Regions from separate parts of the Homo sapiens genome. Here region 2 is linked to region 1. A link is an interaction called in ENCODE POLR2A ChIA-PET data of the cell type or tissue named here. Cell type or tissue: Caco-2. All regions are shown on one strand.

The links. Peaks named below come from ENCODE experiments on the same cell type or tissue, not always from the same donor. Only the 100,000 strongest peaks of a DNase experiment are listed, where the experiment ranks them.
Region 2: POLR2A ChIA-PET joins it to region 1 with 5 read pairs; 5 of 35 experiments call an interaction of 5 or more read pairs at or near these places.

Annotation. Positions count from the first base shown.
Region 1 is chr3:72,793,661-72,796,160 of GRCh38, reverse strand. The region is part of intron 9 of SHQ1 (SHQ1, H/ACA ribonucleoprotein assembly factor); the gene reads left to right. Among named protein-coding and RNA genes, the nearest start is that of SHQ1, 54 kb to the left of the region's middle. In Caco-2, no CTCF peak of the experiment used is centred here; no DNase peak of the experiment used is centred here.
Region 2 is chr3:72,702,456-72,704,955 of GRCh38, reverse strand. The region is part of intron 2 of LOC105377161 (a long non-coding RNA gene); the gene reads left to right. Among named protein-coding and RNA genes, the nearest start is that of SHQ1, 140 kb to the left of the region's middle. In Caco-2, no CTCF peak of the experiment used is centred here; a DNase peak (open chromatin) is centred at 960.

The sequences.
Region 1 (2,500 bases):
GTTTTCTCCAAATCCTGCATTTTCTTTTTCTCTTTCTTTTTTTTTTTTTTTTTTTTTTTGAGATGGAGTCTCACTCTGTCACCTAGACTGGAGTGAGTGGCGCAATCTTGGCTCACTGCAACCTCTGCCTCCCCGGGTCCAGTGATTCTCCTGCCTCAGCCTCCCGAGTAGCTGGGACTACAGGCGTGCACTACCACGCCTGGCTCATTTTTGTATTTTTAGTAGAGATGGGGTTTCACCATGCTGGCCAAGCTGGTCTCGAACTTCTGACCTCGTAATCCGCCTGCCTTGGCCTCCCAAAGTGCTGGGATTACAGGCGTGAGCCACCACGCCTAGCCCCAATCCTGCATTTTCTGTTAACCTGTTTATATTAGTAAAGTGTGGGATCTTGAGAGAGAGTATTCTGGAGGTGTCACACAGCAGAGAAGCTTATTCAAGTTACAAGAGAATAGTTCGTTTTTCCAGTAAAGACTTACGATTGACATTTAAAACTTTTAGTAGTTCTAAAACTAACTCCTTCCCTCTGCACCCTCCTTCCTCTAAAAAGAGAGAGAGAAGGAAAGCAAGAAAGAAATTAGTTGGCCTATGCTTACTGTGACATTTGTCTTCTCTGTGGCAATTAAAACTTCAAAACATTCTTACAGGTCAGTTGTTCCTTGATTCTTTGGGTAACATGGCTAGTGTGGCAAACATGGTTTCATCATGCCTGCAAATTTTGATTATATTTCCTCCTCCTTTCATCAAACCCTGCTCTCAACATTACCTAGTTTGTAATTAAAATAGGCTTGTGCTGGGGTGATCCACACTAATCATTTGACATAGTTAACCTGTGCCACTTTGATAAGCCATAGCACTGACCTTGCCTTAACCAAATGAACTTGACATCTTGTAGCTTTAGGCCTTCTAAGTGTTAGTTTCTCTTCACAGTCAGTCTAGCAGTGGAGCTTTCATTGACATTCTTCATTCATTCTTTATTGTATCTGCATATGAGGAAGCCACAAAGTTAATATTTTTTAAAAAGGTATGGACTCTGTTTTCAGACTTACTACCTACTTAGGGGTTAAAGTCAGTAATAAGTCCTTGAGTAATAAAAACGTTGTGATATAGACTGGATGAGGCAAGAACATACAGGTAGCATGGCACAGTGGGTAGCCTCTGGAGCCATTAAGATTGGAATTTAGATCTTGGTCCCTCAACTCAGTGGCCCTGTATCTTACCCATCCTGAAGCCTCCAGTTTTCCTTCTGGGAATTGAACAGGAGAGGTTATGGGGAGGACTTTCCCCATTTTGAGTTTCCTTTCCACTTCTTGGCAGCATTATAGTAAAGGACCGTGAAGACTAGGAAAGTCAGCCCAGAACTTCCCGAAGGAATGAAGACTGGAGCTAGACCTTGATAGTGGGCTAGGTCACATGGAGAAGGGAAAAAGGCATGGAAACAAGTCTGTAGAAAGAGCATTGAGAACATATGCAGGGAAGAGACTCCATGAAAGCAGTGCATTAAAAAATGTGTGTTTGAAGGGGTAGAGTCTGGAATCTGAAAGATGGGAAAGAGGATTCTTAAAATCGAGGCATGAGATGAGAATATGAGTGAACATAGGAGCTCAGGCAATGGCATAGAAAGGGCAGATACAAGGAGCATCTCCAAGGAAAAATCATCAGGATTTGACGGGTGAGACCGTAGAATGAAAGAAATTTTCAAGGTTTAAGCTGGGTGATTACTGTGTCTATCATGTATTCATTCATTCTTAGAACACTTAAATGGAAAACCTGCTGTTGCGGTGTTCTGTTCTAGGTATTGGGGATTAACCACTAAATAAAACAGAAGCCCCTGCTCTTTTGAAACTTACTTTCTAGTGTTAATTATGTTAAAAAATTTAGTGTCAGCAATTTTAGGATCTTGAGATGTCATCATCTAGCTCATGATTCTTTTATGATCTAAAAGTTAAATGGGAAATGTCAATGAAAGTGCATCCAGTATCTTCATGAACTCAGTATACAGTATTTCCGCGTTTCAGAACTGTAAAGATAAGAATGAAACTGTTAAACTGAAAATACTGAATTTCACAGATCAAAGAAAATGGTACTACTCTAGATGTAGAATTAATAGTTCACCTTATAATTAATAAATTTCAGGAAATATCATGAAGTTTGGAACACCTAGGGAATTGCTGAGTTGTAAAAGGCTCCTTTTGTAGACTTTGGTTGGGTTAAAACTAGGTTCATTTAAAAACCAGGAGGAAGTAGTTAGGTTGAACAAGGCTTTAATACTTGATGGCTTTTGTTCATGTGAGTTTTGTCAGCTTATTTCTGAAGTAGTGCTATGATGTTTTAGTGTTCAGTTTTCTTCAATTCTTTAAGGTAAAATAATTTGTTATTAGTAGATAACTCCTTGACAGAAAATGTTGACATAAGAAATAAAGAAGTTTGAAATTTAGAATACAGTTTTCCATGTTATGTTGAAAGCTTGAATTGGAAGAACATTATCTAATAAAAATTATGA
Region 2 (2,500 bases), 91 kb after region 1:
CTGCTGGGACTGCTGGAACTGCGGCACTTTCCTGATAGACAGGAATCTAGGAGGATGTAGGGCAGGAGCTGCAGCAGCTATGTTGCCACCATGCAGGGAAAACCCCTCTAAGGTGGAGCCGACCCTCTGGAAGTAGAGCTATTAGAGATGGAGAGGGAGAAAACAGGTTTGAGCCCCTATGTCAAACTGACCTGAAGTTAGGGTATCCCTGGACTCTTCAATTATACATGCCATTAGCCTCACCCCTCCCCCTGCACCCTCCTTTTTTTGCTTAAGCCAAAAAGATGTACTCAAGGTTGTCGCACAGCTGGTATTTACTCAGGGACACCATATTCAAGCCAAAGTTGATTCTACTGTGCTCACTCTTTTAGGTATTTAGCTCTAGGGGAGAAGGAAGAAAGAAGGATGTTGTATAAAAGGAGAGCAACTTTGGAAGATCTATTCAGATTTTGAATAGTTGTTTCTTAATTTCCCCCCACCACAACCCTACTCCTCTCCCCGCTGTCAGCAGATGTCCCTAGGAGGTGGTGCTATCTCCAGCTCAGATTTAAAGCTCATCACTTGGTCCAAGCCAACTGCAGCTTTGGGAAACTAAAGCAAGGATGTTGGAGTCATCCTATGTGTGTCGGAAGCATGGTCCGTCCTTATGGGTGGCATCTGTGGCTAAATTACTTGATCCTTTGGAGTCTCAGTTTCTTCCTCTATATAATGGGGATAACAATGCATCCATCCCTGTGGACCGTTGTGCGGTTTAAGCAAGACAATAAGTAAAAAATATTCAGTGCAGCATCTAGGAAATGCTCAAAAACAGTAACTATTTTATTGCCCAAAAATATTTACACGGTGACCCGTGAACTCCCTGGGCCACCCAGTAGTGGATTAGGTTATCTAATCATGCTGTAAATACTTTGTCTTGTCTTGTTTTGTTTTTGAATGTTTTGAATTGTTGTAATGATTTTAATACCACTGGGCTCCTCTGTGGACGCTTAGACTTGAAGGGCAGCAGGGATGAAAGAGCAGTATCATCCATGCCCCTATCTTTCCTTGAAAGTCAGTTCCTCCTAAACACTGCTGTTGGATTTGTCTTGCTCTTTTTTTTTTTTTTTTTTTTTTTTTTTTTGAGATGGAGTCTTGCTCTGTCGCCCAGGCTGGAGTGCAGTGGCGCAATCTCGGCTCACTGCAAGCTCTGCCTCCCAAGTTCAGGCCATTCTCCTGCCTCAGCCTCCCGAGTAGCTGGGACTACAGGCACCCGCCACCGCGCCCAGCTAATTTTTTGTATTTTTAATAGAGATGGGGTTTCACTGTGGTCTCGATCTCCTGACCTTGTGATCCGCCCACCTCGGCCTCCCAAAGTGCTGGGATTACAGTCGTGAGCCACCACGCCCAGCCCTGTCTTGCTCTTTATTCCTCATGATGCATAGGATGTTGGGAGGAGTAAATTAGTTAATTCATGTAAAGTGCTTAGCTTGGGGGTGGCAGGTTTTAGCAACTAAGTGCGGCCCTGTGCTAAGAATTTGACATTCTTTCCTTTATTCCTCTTACCTTCTCAATGAGGCAGGCATTACTGTTTGCCCATTTTGCAGATAAGAAAACCGAGGCTTGGAGAGTTAAGGAGGTTGATCAAGGTCCTCACACAGCAAGGAAATAACCAAGCTAGGACTGAGCCTTTTGCTTCCAAAACCTGGCTGTGCTCTCTTCGACCAGACAGAATGCTTGCAGGAAGTCTAATGGCCACATGTCCCCCAGATGCATATGCAAAAATGTGGTCATCACAGCTACGCTGTTACCTGCGTTCTCAGATTGATCCCCAGGCTAAAAGTCAGTTTTACTTAATGAAAGGTACCAAAAAGGAGGATGCAACCTCCCCCTCATCCTTTCTGGGTAGAATTAACTTGGTTTTCCCAGATCTCCTGGTTTCCCAAGACAAGCCAGAAATCTGCATTCTTTATGAACACTCCATATTTCCCGGGACAGATATTTAGCAGAGTGTCTTCCCATCCTTATGCACTGGATGGGAACTTCAAATGAATGTGTGTGGAACAGTGAGTCTAATGGCAGAACCTGGGGTGCCTTTGGAGCAGACCTCCTTTTGGAGCTCACTGGTGTTGTGAACCAATGCTGGGGAAGTGAATGTCAGGGCATGTTTCTAAGGGTGACCCTGATAGATAGAAACAAGCACCTCCCCTTCCCAGGGAAGGAATTTTAACCCGCAGCATGTAGAACCCCTTCAGCCATCCAACAGTGGTTTATTTCAGCCTGCAGACTTCAGAGAGGAGTGCGCCAAGGTCAGGTCATCCCCAGGAGAGGCCTGCAGCTGAACAAGGTCATGGCCAGGAGATATTTGCTTGTGATTTAGTTATCACAGGGTGAGGCCCACACAGTCCCAACTGTCACAGTGTTCTTGGCAGCCCGACACCAGCCAACAGAGAACAGACGACAGATGAGGGTGGCATGAAGAGCTGTTGCTCTGGGACGCCCACGGCATGCCTGGCCTTTGCAG